4 separate regions of the Homo sapiens genome follow, and all the other regions are linked to region 2. A link is a contact called in ENCODE Hi-C or POLR2A ChIA-PET data. All regions are on one chromosome and are shown on one strand. The core of a region is the stretch at or near the end of the contact, and the rest is flanking DNA. Distances in the headings are between cores, read along the strand shown. Region 1 holds the start of DYNLRB2 (dynein light chain roadblock-type 2). Region 2 holds the start of KARS1 (lysyl-tRNA synthetase 1). Region 3 holds the start of TAT-AS1 (TAT antisense RNA 1). Region 4 overlaps ZNF19 (zinc finger protein 19).

The links. A loop is a pair of places that touch in the nucleus more often than their neighbours do. ChIA-PET counts read pairs that join two places held with the same protein, here RNA polymerase II (POLR2A). Pooled maps may share reads with other maps.
Region 1: a loop to region 2 is called in a pooled map, with 9 times the contacts of the local background. The contact joins the promoter of DYNLRB2 here to the promoter of KARS1 in region 2. A Hi-C loop is called at or near these places in 4 of 50 pooled maps.
Region 3: a pooled map shows a loop between it and region 2 (8-fold over the local background). The contact joins the promoter of TAT-AS1 here to the promoter of KARS1 in region 2. A Hi-C loop is called at or near these places in 5 of 50 pooled maps. POLR2A ChIA-PET finds 5 or more read pairs at or near these places in 3 of 52 experiments (CD4-positive, alpha-beta T cell, RWPE1 and activated T-cell).
Region 4: a loop to region 2 is called in a map of B cell, with 29 times the contacts of the local background. The contact joins the enhancer-like site here to the promoter of KARS1 in region 2. A Hi-C loop is called at or near these places in 2 of 168 maps with a recorded cell type or tissue (B cell and naive thymus-derived CD4-positive, alpha-beta T cell) and 5 of 50 pooled maps.

Annotation. Positions count from the first base shown.
Region 1 is chr16:80,539,141-80,542,416 of GRCh38, forward strand. DYNLRB2 (dynein light chain roadblock-type 2) reads left to right here and starts at 1,853. Exons shown (of 4, transcript NM_130897.3): 1 at 1,853-1,939. The coding sequence starts at 1,937. The region is part of intron 1 of DYNLRB2-AS1 (DYNLRB2 antisense RNA 1); the gene reads right to left. RefSeq lists an enhancer at 1,904-1,993.
Region 2 is chr16:75,645,748-75,649,151 of GRCh38, forward strand. KARS1 (lysyl-tRNA synthetase 1) reads right to left here and starts at 1,918. Exons shown (of 14, transcript NM_005548.3): 1 at 1,831-1,918. The coding sequence starts at 1,892. It overlaps TERF2IP (TERF2 interacting protein), which reads left to right and starts at 2,026. Exons shown (of 3, transcript NM_018975.4): 1 at 2,026-2,805. The coding sequence starts at 2,136. RefSeq lists enhancers at 1,771-1,950, 1,990-2,947, 2,881-3,150, 2,948-3,404 and a silencer at 2,451-2,570.
Region 3 is chr16:71,563,373-71,566,570 of GRCh38, forward strand. It overlaps TAT-AS1 (TAT antisense RNA 1), which reads left to right and starts at 1,644. Exons shown (of 3, transcript NR_103852.1): 1 at 1,644-1,750; 2 at 2,679-2,829. TAT (tyrosine aminotransferase) reads right to left here. Exons shown (of 12, transcript NM_000353.3): 12 at 2,288-3,198. LOC124903710 (a long non-coding RNA gene) reads right to left here and starts at 1,568. Exons shown (of 2, transcript XR_007065106.1): 1 at 1,521-1,568; 2 at 281-1,452. It also overlaps the pseudogene RNU6-1061P. RefSeq lists an enhancer at 2,064-2,595.
Region 4 is chr16:71,482,205-71,485,575 of GRCh38, forward strand. It overlaps ZNF19 (zinc finger protein 19), which reads right to left. Exons shown (of 6, transcript NM_006961.4): 2 at 2,385-2,544. Among named protein-coding and RNA genes, the nearest start is that of ZNF19, 5.4 kb to the right of the region's middle. RefSeq lists an enhancer at 1,664-2,573 and a silencer at 2,141-2,420. Within about 2 kb of position 1,952, at least 41 of the 41 ENCODE cell types and tissues checked have a DNase peak (open chromatin) inside an H3K27ac peak, as active enhancers do; they include B cell, where a contact is called at or near this core.

The DNA.
Region 1 (3,276 bases), core at 603-3,102, 4.9 Mb after region 2:
GACTCCAGAAACAAGGAAATTCACACTCCATGCATATGCAGTTGGTTCCTTCATTAAAGCTGATTGACATATCAGACATGGTGCACTGTCACTGATTTTTGTAAGAAAAACAAACGGCTACACAATCAAGTGGAATCTCCTTGATCAGAAACACCCAGAGAACCCAAGAATCACTCTTCATTCAACTCAGCCAGTATTTCTGTAAAGACCTATTATTTGTATTACTGCAAAATGGTAGCTATAGTCAATCAGGTAAGAGCCAGATCTGTACACACATGCATGCATACACACACAAGCACACAAATGCACACGCACACGCACACACCAGACTCAGACTCCTTCCCCACAGCTATAGCAGTCCTTTCCAAAGCAACTTTGTTGGAGTACCAGGTGTTGAGAGTCAAGCGGGATTCTTTGGCTAGTAATAGTGAACTGGCTGAGATATACAGATTTCTTGGAGGGAAAAAAAGGAGAGAACTACAGTGATCAGAATCACCCACACCTCAACAAAAATTAGAGCAGAACTACAGTTTCTCAGAGTATTTCTGTAGTTAATATAATAAAATGACAGATGTGGAGTTGAAATGGATCATCGAGTCCAAGCCTGCCAATGAGTTCAAAACTGTCCCAGAGCACCCCTAACATGGACCATTCAGAATCCAGTTGACATTCCTAGCACGATGTATGCCTTGTTCAGTGTGAGACTACTTTCTGGAAATGGATGCACAAACAGAATCGGTATTACAGGAAGTTGTTATGGCATGATCCCTATGAAGATGCATTCCCAACTTACAGCTTGTATTTTGTAATCAATATTTGTCCTCCTCTAACCTCAGGAAGTCATAACACGACTCCAGCCATAAAATTTTCCTGCTGTGCTTCGTCGTACAATAGTGGCTCTTTTCCTCCTAGGCTATAAGGATATTATCAATGTCCCTCAAAAGGTCAAGTGACTTCTGATCATTCCTAACTGATCTTTAACGTGTTTCCTCCAACAGTTCCTTAAACACCCAATGGAATGCTCTTCTATGGCAACGTATAGAACCTCCGGAACTACCATTTGCAATTTTTTAGTAACTCAGAACTGTTGATTTTTAAAATGGCAAAAATACAGATCCTAATGGATACTGACAACTAACAGAAATACTGACAAGTAGCAACTCTTCAATGGAGTTGAGAACAGGAAGAGGGTGCTATAACTAGGTGAGAACATAAAATGTGCAACTGTGCTTACTCTACTGATCTTAGAGTAGACAGATAGAAAGTAATTTTTTTAAGTACATAAGGTTGTACTATTTGATGCTCTGATATATTTTTCTTCAATATAAAAACTACTGGGAGGCGAGCGAACAGTATCTGCCCTGAACAGGGCAGTACTAATGGACGGTCACAGGCAGCTAAGACTATCACCAAACCCCTAGAGCAGCCCAACCCCGAAGTCAGATGGTCCTGTCCCCTCCTTACTTGCTCCAGGGCAAGTATCACACGTGGACATTACTGCTTCCGGTACTGTTTCGTGCATTTTGTTTGGTGCATTTTGTCCGTCTCCCTGGCACCTGGTGGGTGGTGAATCAGCAGTTTTTGAACGAATAAGTGGTTATCACATTAATTCGTGCCTCAATGAATGAATGAATGGACAAACACAGGCCGGGAGCCTGACCCACTTCCCTCTTCCCTCCCGGGACCCACTGCTCCAGGATTGGGCGAACCTCAGGTGAGCGCCTGCTCCCCTCTTCCGCGAACCTTCGCCTACGGCGGCCGGGAGGCATCAGGAGCGCGGTCAGGGCGAAAAAGCCGACTCGCGAGCGCGCAGGCGCAGCCCTGACGCTTCCGTGGGGCCACTTCCTTTTTTGTCTCCTAGCAACGGCGGGTAGCGTTGTTGACATCCCGGGAGGCTGTGCCGCCGGCCTGAGCCCAGAGTTTCGCGGCCTCCGCGATGGTAAATCTGGGGTCTCCGTCCACGCCCCGCCGTTCCAAGCACGCCGACCGTCAAGGACCTTCGCACCCAGCTTCTGGGGCCCACCCAGGCACGGGCGGTCCAGGGGCCGCGGCGGAGGCTGGTGGCTCCAGGATCTTCCTGGAGGGGCGAGAGGGAGACCTTGGAAAGGGGCAAGAAGATGTCTAGATGACTGGAAGCTGTTTTGGGAATTGATTTCGCGGGGATGGTACATAAGGAGGGGTGATGTTGAGAAAGGGAAGAGAGAGATTCAGAGGATGAAGAATGCTCAGGGGAGTGAGAAATCCGGGGAGCCAGGAAAGTTTCCAAAGAGGGGGCGGGAGGCCGAGATGGAGAGGAAAAAAAATCAGACCCTTAGAGAGAAGGAAGAGGTGGGACAGGGAAAGCAAGGGAATGGAAGGGTGAGAAGGGAAGATACTGAGAAAGAAGAAAGGGAAATAAAGAAAAAGGAAAGAAGTGATGGGAGACCCGCCCCCCTCCCCCCCAGAAAAAGAGGTAAGAAAAAAAAAAGTAGAGACTGTGGAAAGCAAAGGGCGTTAAGAGAAGAATGAAACGGGGATTGGAGATGGGGATTAAGAAATTATACTAGGAGCACTTACAAATCATGAGAAGAGAAACAACTGGGTGGAGAAATGGAAAGGCCAGGGAAAGAAAAGAAAGGAGTTTGGGAGATAAGTAAAGGGAGAAAGATAAATAAGGACACAGTGGCTGTAAGAAGCTGTGGACATCGTCTTAAAGATTGCCCAAAATGCAGTGAATTATTGATCCCCTGTTCAACGCTTACGGTTTAGTGTAGTGTTTCTCAAAGTCAGATGCAAACATTCGTTGCTACATAAGATGGCCGAGAAATGCTAAATAAGAGTGAATCACATCGTGAGAAAGTTATTCCTCTTCCATTTTGTTCAACCTTCAGACTACATACAGGAGAAAATTTCTGTTGCTATTAGGTCCTTAATACCACTGTCATTTGGAAATTTCCATTTTTTCATCCGAAGAGCAGGCCTCAGGCTCAGAGCTTTCATTGCAGTAGAATTTAATGATAGGCTCTCTCTTCATTTTGTTCATTTTGTTTGTTTTACAGTTATTTCTATTTATGAGGAATAACGTCAGGTTTCCATTTGTGGTAGTGACATACGATTTCCTCTTAAAATGCATTTATTTAAGCTTTTAGCAGTGAGATAATTTAAAGAACACCTAGATAAATAGTATACATGGCATTCATAATGGCAAGAATCATGAATCTAGTACACAAATGCCTAAAGTCAAGAAAACCTTGGCTCTGATGCTGAAATAGAGAAAATAAGTGCTCCTGCCCATAC
Region 2 (3,404 bases), core at 668-3,167:
GAAGCACCAGAATTGCTTGAACCCGGGAGTTGCAAGTTGCCGTGGGCTGAAATCGCACCGCTGCAATCCAGCCGGGGCAACAACGACTCTGCCTCCAAAAAAAAAAAAAAAAAAAAAAAGTCAGTAAAGAGGAATTAACCAGTTTTTTCCGTTTACCTAAAAACACACTCTGAACTGGAAACCGTGCTTTCACCTGTGATATACAGTCCTAAAGTTCAATTCAATGTAATTGATTATCATAGGTGGTTTGAAAGAATGAACTAAACTTTAGGATCGTATATCACAGATATACCACATTCAATTAAATTTGACTTAATAAAGTCAAGTCAATTTTCTCTAAGGTAGCAGTCCAAAGACCAGGTTCCAAACTTTTATGGAAGTCCATCGGATTGCTCTAATAAAGGACAATATATTAAGGTCCTACCCAACTATAAACTTCGACAATTTCTCTTATACTTTTTCTAAGATATTTGAAGCACAAAGCCAGGGACACAAAAGGAAACATCAGGCCAGGGGTGGTGGCTCAGGCTCACGCCTGTCATCCCAGCACTTTGGGAGGCCAAGGTGGGCGGATCACAAGGTAACGAGATTGAGACCATCCTGCCCAACATGGTGAAACCCTGTCTCTACTAAAAATACAAAAATTGGCCAGCCATGGTGGCACACGCCTGTAATCCCAGCTACTCGGGAGGCTGAGGCAGGAGAATCGCTTGAACCCTGGCAGCGAAGGTTGCAGTGAGCTGAGATCGCGCCACTGCACTCCAGCCTGGCGACAGAGCGAGACTCCATCTTAAAAAAAAAAAAAAAGAAACATCATTTCTCTTTTCTTTTTCATTCAGGGTCTGGCTCCGTCTCAGTAACTCCTTGGGGAAAGCGATGGAGAAGGGCTCGCTCACGCAGCACTTCTGGCAGTCCCTGAAGGACCACTACCTCAAGTCTCCCAGGCTGGAGTGCAGTGGCACGACTTCAGCACACTGCAACCTCCGCCTCCTGGGTTAAAGCGATTCTCCTGCCTCAGTCTCCCGAGTAGCTGGGATAACAAGTGCGCGCCACGGGGATTAAGCCCTCTCGTATGCCTCTGGAATGGTACTATGTACCATCTTCCTAGCAATGATAAAACACTCAATTACCTGTGTTCTGTGGTTCAAATGGGGAACGCTAATGAGAATATAAGACAGCCAGTTAAAGGGTGGCTAATCCTGACTTATCTATGTTAACCTACATACTCCAGGGATTTGGGAGTGGTTAACAAAGATATCAGGCTGAATTAAGATGGTCTCTACTGTTAGACGTTGATCACTTAATACTCACAGGTATCTACTGAATAACCCATACGGGTAGATGCATGACAGTTTTAGAACTGATCCCTTTTAATACATAACGTTCAGAATGACCTTAGTGAGGCCCAGAAAATTTTGAAGGTCTTTCTGAAAAGCTAGGGTATTTAACATTTCTCCAACTTCCACGTTTACTGAGTGGCTCAACAAAAGAATGCATTTCTCAGAAAGGAGGATGAAGCTAAGCAGGAAGTTTCGCTTTTCTTTTCTGATAACTCTTAGTTCTCGTCCTAGTTCCTCCTCCACAGTCTCTTAACTCTAGGAGTATGATAGGGAGCATCCCGCCGGTGCCAGCTGGGAACGGGGAGCCGGCGTGCCCGGGGTATCCCGGGGTACGTGGTCTGCAGGGCGCAGCCACCACGTCTCAGCATGTGCGTACCCACGAGAGCCGGCAAGAAGGCCCCGGCACAGCAGCCTTGGTGGGAACCTCGCGGCGCTTCCCAGCCCAGACTCTCCTACCGCAAAGGCTTTAAAGACTCGCAGCGACACTCACTTCTTGCTCAGTTTCGGCTCGCTGCCATCCACTTTCACCTCGGCCGCCTGCACGGCCGCCATCTTCCCGGAGGGCCCGACCCAAAAGTAAGGAGGATAGTACGTTAATTTCCAGGTCAAGGTGCGAAGCCCCACCTCTTCCGGGGGAGAGGGGGCGGGCACTCTCGATGCGCCGCGGCTGCTGCTGCGCAGGCCCAGTGCTGCGCTTCGCGGCAGAGGCGTCTGCGGTGACAGCTCAGTCAGTTGAGCTCTGTGTGCCAGGCGCTCGCGAGGGGGTAGCTCTTCTAGTAGTGCTCGGCGTCAGACATGGCGGAGGCGATGGATTTGGGCAAAGACCCCAACGGGCCCACCCATTCCTCGACTCTGTTCGTGAGGGACGACGGCAGCTCCATGTCCTTCTACGTGCGGCCCAGCCCGGCCAAGCGTCGGCTGTCGACGCTCATCCTGCACGGCGGCGGCACCGTGTGCCGAGTGCAGGAGCCCGGGGCCGTGCTGCTGGCCCAGCCCGGGGAGGCGCTGGCCGAGGCCTCGGGTGATTTCATCTCCACGCAGTACATCCTGGACTGCGTGGAGCGCAACGAGAGGCTGGAGCTGGAGGCCTATCGGCTGGGCCCCGCCTCGGCGGCGGACACCGGCTCGGAAGCAAAGCCCGGGGCCCTGGCCGAGGGCGCCGCGGAGCCGGAGCCGCAGCGGCACGCCGGGCGGATCGCCTTCACGGATGCGGACGACGTAGCCATCCTTACCTACGTGAAGGAAAATGCCCGCTCGCCCAGCTCCGTCACCGGTAACGCCTTGTGGAAAGCGATGGAGAAGAGCTCGCTCACGCAGCACTCGTGGCAGTCCCTGAAGGACCGCTACCTCAAGCACCTGCGGGGCCAGGAGCATAAGTACCTGCTGGGGGACGCGCCGGTGAGCCCCTCCTCCCAGAAGCTCAAGCGGAAGGCGGAGGAGGACCCGGAGGCCGCGGATAGCGGGGGTGAGGAGGCTGAGCGCGGGGCCTCGCGGATATCTGCGCGGGTGGGGTTGGGATCTTTCTCCTGGCTGCCTGGCGTCCATCTTGGCATCTTCGGTAGCAGCGCTTGGCCCCGCCCCCTGTTGACATCCGGGTAAATTTGCACCATTTTCTTGCCTTCTCGCTCCCTTGTTGTTTATTATTGTTCTTTTTTTGCGATGGGTCTCTGTTACCTAAGCTGGTCTGAACTCCTGAGCTCAAGCGATCCTCCTGCCTCGGCCACCCAAAGTGTTGGGATTACAGGAGTGAGCCACCACGTCTGGCCTCTCGTCGTTTTTATTTTTTAATTTTTGAGTGGGGGCTCGCTCCGTCGCCCAGGCTGTGATGCAGCCGCGCGATCACGACCTACTGCATCCTGGACCTCCTGGGCTCAAGCGAATCTCCGGCTTCAGCCTCCCAAGTAGCTGGAACTACACTCCCGCGCCACCACGTCCCGCTAAATTAAAAAAAAAATTGTTGTAGAGATGGGGGTCTCGTTGTGTTGCCCTGACAGGTCTCGAACTCTTGGGCTCAAGCGATCCTCCCGTCTCGGTGTCCCAAAGTGTTGGGATTACAGGCGTGAG
Region 3 (3,198 bases), core at 394-2,893, 4.1 Mb before region 2:
TATTGATTGATTTTTATATGTTGCATCTCAGTAATAAATCCCACTTGATCATGGTGTATAATCCTTGTAACATACTGTTGAATTTGGTTTGCTAGTACCATGCTAATCTTCTCTGTATTGTTCCAATTTTAGAATATGCACTGCCAAAGGGAACACTCCCACAGCTTTACTTTTTAAATATGGTATAACGTAAAAATACATTAAATTTAGGCTATCAAATGAGTTAAAGACCAATAATTCTTTTCTACATTTGAAACACACAAAAATTAAGACACACATGTGCTAGTTCTTCTGTTTATTGTTTTCTTTGAGGAATTGGGCATCACCTCCTATACAGCTTCAACCTTAACCTTAGCAAATGACTGACTGCCTCTTTGGAAGGTGCTGTGAAACAATTTGGCCTATAGAGAGCATCTGTATTTGCAGGTTCTATAACATTATATGAAACTTGTTTGTAAATAAACCTAAATTGTTTAAAATAAATAAGGATATAAATAATATGTACTGAGAATTCAGTTCTTTTCCAACATATATGCAATAATTCAAACTTCAGGGTACGTAAAATACAACACCTCACACAGAATAATGTGCAGAATATGCGGAGTAACAAAAATTCTCTCCTTGACCAAACTCTAGCCAGGTTCCTCTGAGCCATTTGTGGACTAGGCCTCAACAGACTTGAACAAAACTCTAACACAGTCTCTAACAGTTCAAGGTAGCATCTCTAGGATGACTCCAGCCCCGCTTTAAAGGGCCTGCCTAAAAAAACTCAGGCTGCCAAAGGAATTTACTGTTCCAGCCAACACCTTAAGATATGGCTCCTATCTCCCAGCATCTGTAGGAGGATAAAAGCCTAACTTCCAGAAACACCCTTTAACAAACCCAGATGGGTTTCACATGGACTAACCCCTACTTCGCACTTTTTGTAATCTTTCACTTCCCTCACTCTTCTGAGCGCCCCCTCATTCCTCTCCCCTTCCCTATTTCCCCATTTTTCCTTTAAAGTCTGAGTAACATTTGTACAAATCAAAGTTGAGTTCAGTTCGTGCTGGACTCCTCCTTATTCCATTAGTATATTACTGGTTAAAACCTGTCTCAACCGCTTTACTGTCCTGCTTTGTCTTTGACAAAGGCACGGGGGTGGATTTATTTTTCTGGCTGAGTAGAGATCCTAATGTCAGGCACTGCGGACGGTGAGGGCCACGATTCTTTGGAGAAAAGTTCCAAGGGGCTATACCATTGGAAACTAACACCAGCTAATAGAATTGTCTGCTCTGCGTCACAACTCATGGAAGTTGCTGCTTCTGATCCAGAGCTGGGAAAGGTTAACAGGTGATTACAAAAGCCTAGGATGTTTTGTCAACTTCCTGGAACAATTCCACCAGTCAGAGCCCAAACCGGGGGCAAAGGAGGAAGAGAAACTCGAAGCAGGGTGTGACCAGGGTAGACAGGCTGAAAAAGGAAACAAAATGTAACATCCTAAGAGAACGCAGAGGCCGAATAAAGGAACTAACCCTCACCTGCAGCTCAGATTCTACGCCGGCGCCCGGAGCTGTGTCCTGTTGCCTAGCGACGGCGCATGCGCACTGACTAGCGCAGCCCCCTAAACATGCATCCGCGCCTGCGCAGCCGCGGGTCGCCCAGGGTTGGGATGTTGGTGTCGGCTGGGGGCTGCTGTGAGGCGCTTGGTAGCACCCAGTCCTGATACTCTCCAGTTACCCGGTAGGCGGGGCTCGGACACAAAGAAAAGGTGAATTCGCAGCTGAGAGCCCTTGTTTCCGGTCCTTTTTTTTTTTTTTTTGAGATGGAGTCTCGCTCTGTCACCCAGGCTGGAGTGCAGTGGCGCCATCTCGGCTCACTGCAAGCTCTGCCTCCGGTGTTCAAGCGATTCTCCTGCCTCAGCCTTCTAAGTAGCTAGGATTACAGGCGCGCGTCACCACGCTTGGCTAATTTTTGTATTTTTAGTAGAGCCGAGGTTTCACCAAGTTGGTCAAGATGGTCTCAAACTTCTGACCTCGTGATCCGCCCGCCTCGGCCTCCCAAAGTGCCGGGATTACAGGCGTGAGCCACCGCGCCCGGCCGTCTCCGATCTTTACACGCATTCTTCGTGTTATCTGAAGACACTCTGACGCCACCACCCAAAGCAACTGGCAGTTGACTCTTGGCAATTTTAAGCTTGTGTGGAAAGCAGCCGCCGCCCGGTAGCTCCTTTTTATCTAGAGACACTCAGGATGTGGGGGACACCCCAGCAATGCCATCCCTCCTTTGACCTCCAGAGCGCGCAGAATTACAAAGTTGAGTAATACTTTATTTGAAAAAATGAAAAGTGCACACACACACACACACACACACACTTACATAGGCACAGTATAATCTGGAAGTATGACCAGCAAATGATAACTGATTCCCTCAGGGGAGAAGAAACTGGGTGGCTGAAGGACAGGAATGAGAAAGAAGGACAGTTGCGTTTGTTTGTATCGTTTGAAATTGTCCAGTGTGTATGTGTTCTTTTCAAATGTTTGAAGAACCATTGGCTCCCTTATCAAAATGTAAATACCAAGGAAAATCAGGAATTTAAGAAGTCTAAGAATTCTGTAATGCTGGGTAGAATTTTCTGTACGTGTAAAACTAAAATGTCTTTTGTAAATCACTGAGTCTTCCTGTTTATTTCTGGTTAGAGATCTTTGGGGGCTTGGATGGAGGAACAGGAAAAGAGGAGCCAGGCTTTTTTGGAAAATTGGCGGCAGCGGTGGCATACGGGAAACTGAAATCTTTATCTAATCTCATCCTTTGTATATTCGTCTTGGATTTGCTGAAGAAAATTAAAAGGTAAATTTTGCTGTGAGCTCACTGAACTCAAATTGAAAGGGAACATATGCTGTTTATTTTTGTGAAGGACATTAATTGGGTGTGACTGGCAGGGTTGAGACCTGAAGTTCCTCTTTTAGATAAGGAAAATTTCCCTTGGTGAGAAATCTCTAGACTAGTTATGATAGATTCCTAACCCCCAACCTTGAAAGGTAACTTAAGGCTCCCTCCTCTAAGGGAAGGGCTGAAGAAAAAATTAAACAGGCAACTGTGCCTATGAAGATTTGCGAAAAAAAAAAAAAAAAAAAAACATCTAGGACACTTCTCATTCACTGGGTCAAGCCAGAGCCATCAACTTTGTGACCTAGTGAGTGGTTAGTGGATATAGGC
Region 4 (3,371 bases), core at 702-3,201, 4.2 Mb before region 2:
GCAATAAATTTGCCAATAGCAAGCAGCATTCACTTACTAAATGCTCACTGGGTTAGTGGTGCATAAATATGTACTTTTTAATCCACATCATACCATGAGGTTTGTAATTCTGAGGAAACAGATTTTGAAAGAATAAGTAACTTGTCCTAGGACACCAGAGCCTGTCCTCACCAACACCAAGCTAAATGAAGAGCAAAACAAGCAAAAGACACCAATAAACTCAGAGCGAAACCTAACAAGAAGAATCTCAGACCTTTATTTTTAAAAATAAATTTGACTGAGAATATAAAAGGTTAAAAATAGCAAGTATCATGCTTTTGGATGAAAAATACATATTCTCTTATTTAGTCCTCACAACAATCTTTTGAACCTTTAATTTTTCCCAAATGAGAAGACAAGGCTAAGAGAATAATTTCTTCTACCAAGATCACTCAGCTGGTGAATGGATGAACTCGGATCCCACACTAGATCTGCCAGGCTTCAAAGGTCATGTTTTTGTCTGTTTGTTTGTTTGTTGAGACAAGAATCTCACTGTCACCTGGGCTGGAGTGCAATGGCGTGATCTCAGCTGACTGTAACCACGGCCTCCCAGGTTCAAGCAATTCTCCTGCCTCAGCCTCTCAAGTAACTGGGATTACAGGCATGTGCCACCACACCTGGCTCATTTTTGTAATTTTAGTAGAGACAGGGTTTCATCATATTGCCCAGACTAGTCCTCAAACTACTGGCCTCTAGCGATCCACCCACCTCGGCCTCCCAAAGTGATGGGATTACAGGCGTGAGGCACCGCCTCCTGCTTTTAATAACTACACTAAATTCTTTCCAATAGTAATCCTAACAGGAATGCTTTTAGAACTGGCAAAATGATTTTAAGGTTAACATAAAATAATAGACAAGAATGGCCAAGAAAACTCAGGAAAAAAATCTCAGAGCAAGTCTTCCTTTACTTGGACCTGGAGCAGGCATCTTTTTTGTTCATTGCCCCACTCAAGGGCCATGAAAACCAGAAACTGATTACCAAAGGACCCTGAAGGGCCAACTCAACACACTAAAACATCTGGGTTATTGTTTTAACTATATCATCTCTTACAGACACTTTGTATTCTAGTTAAACAGCAATATTCTATAAAAAGCCAGCATCTTCCCTACAGGGACTTAATGCATGATGCTGTTTTCTGCGAGCCTCATCTTGTGCCGCCACCCTCTTTTCTCTTAGTTTAGCTACAATGGCCTTCTTTCAGTTTCCTCTGTGCTAACTCAGGACCTTCATACCTGCTGTTTCTTCTGTATGAACTACTCTTCTCCAATCTCAGAACCATTACAACTGAGATTCTCTGCCTGCCATTCTCTCCAGTAATCTAGCCGCCATTCTCTCCAGTAATCTATCCACCCTTCACCTTCAGATCATGATCGCTCTACAGACCAGGTCAGGTGTCTCTGTTAAACACTCCACTCGCACCGTACTCCTTTTCCTATATACCACTTAATCCAGTTTGAAATTATATATTGATTTGTGCTTTCTTCATTCAACAAATATTTATCTCATACATATTTCATGCAAGGCCACGTGTGACACACAACAGATGAAGTAGAGAGAGAAGGGGCATGATCCTGTCCCTCGCAGAGCTTAGTCTAAAGGAAAGACACATTAATCAAGATTCTCTCAAATAACTTTTAAGTCCACAATTTAAATCACTGCCAGGGGAAACTAACGTGGATGGGAAGCTTAAGAAAATAAATTAACTAAGGTATGAAGGAAATCTTTACAAAAGTAACAGCATACGCAAAAGCCATGTTCTAGTAGTGAAGGATCAAGAACACTGTAGTAGCAGTCAAAGGAGAGTGTGCTGTTAGATGATGCTGAAGAAGTCACAAGGGACAAAGCCACACTTTGTGCACGTCAAGAACTTGGTCTTCGATCTACGTGCACTAAGTCACGGGCAGGTGGAGTGAAATAACCAGATTTGATTAATACATGACTTTCCCATTGGGCGGAAAGCTTCCTGGGGGCGGGGCCCACGCCCCGCCTCATTCACCGCTGCATCCCCGGAATCTAGAGCAGGAACTGGCACATAGCTGCTCAGTAAGCAGCTGTGGCCCAATGAGCAGATGGGGTTTGGGCGGCGTCGAGAACAGAGGCGTCCCTTCCATCCAGCCGCCCATATCCACAGCCTCCATTTCCCAAGGCGCCGATGCAGGCGTGGGGGAGCGAAGGCACCAGAGGGAGACCGGGACCGGCCCGCGAGCAGCCTCCGCTCCCCGGTCCCGGAGGGGCCGCCCTGTCTCCCTCCACTGAGGCAGCAGGGACGAAGCCGACAGCCTTCTCTAGAGGTGCAGTGCCTGAGCCTAGCAAGGACTCCTAGGCGACAAACCCCAACACTCACCTCAGGAAAAACAGAAAGCGGTGCGTGAACGGAAGTGCGTCACTACTTTGGCCTTGCACCCAGGCTCACACGCGTACTCTCTAGGATGCCGGAGCGGTCTTCTCAGTGGTTGTGTGGTTTTACTCCCGGGAGGAGTTTCCACCCGGGGATCCTCAGAGACCTTGAATAGGAAAGAAAGTATATCATTGTTTTCGCTAATCTCTAACCGAAATTTAGCATTTTCTTCTATGTTGGCAACAAACTACTGTAGTATCAGCCGTATCTGTGACTGTCACCGATAGAAATCACAGATATTTTCATATCACATTACAGTTGATGCAGATCTCAGAATATGGCTATTCTCGTCACTAATTTGAAATTGTCCTTGTTGTTATCGGGCCCACCTCAAGTCTTGTCATTACATTTCATCACGTTGGTAAAGCTGCACTTATATTTCTGTATCACAAATTCTAAAAAACTGTTTAATTGTATGTTCATTGGTTTTGAAGGTGTCACCAGACTGCCAAAGGGTCTTTGCACAAAAAAGCTGTCCTCCTTAGAGGTAAAGACCCAGACACGTTAAGAAAGACCAGGTCAGCAGGCCAGGCGCGGTGGCTCACGCCTGTAATCCCAGCACTTTCGGAGGCCAAGGCGGGCAGATCACCTGAGGTCAGGAGTTCGAGACCAGCCTGGTCAACGTGGTGAAACCTCGTCTCTACTAAAAATACAAAAATTAGCCAGGCGTAATGGCGGGCACCTGTAATCCCAGCTACTCGGGAGGCTGAGGCAGGAGAATTGCTTGAACCCGAGAGGTGGAGGTTGCAGTGAGCCGAGATTGTGCCATTGCACTCCAGCCTGGGCGACAAAAGCAAAACTCCATCTCAAAAAAAAAAAAAACCAAAAAAACAAAAAAAAACAAAAAGAAAGAAAGACCAGGTCTAAGGAGGGATATATTAAGTAACTATTTAGGAAGTGAAAACGGTGGACATTTTTTTTTTTAATGACTGA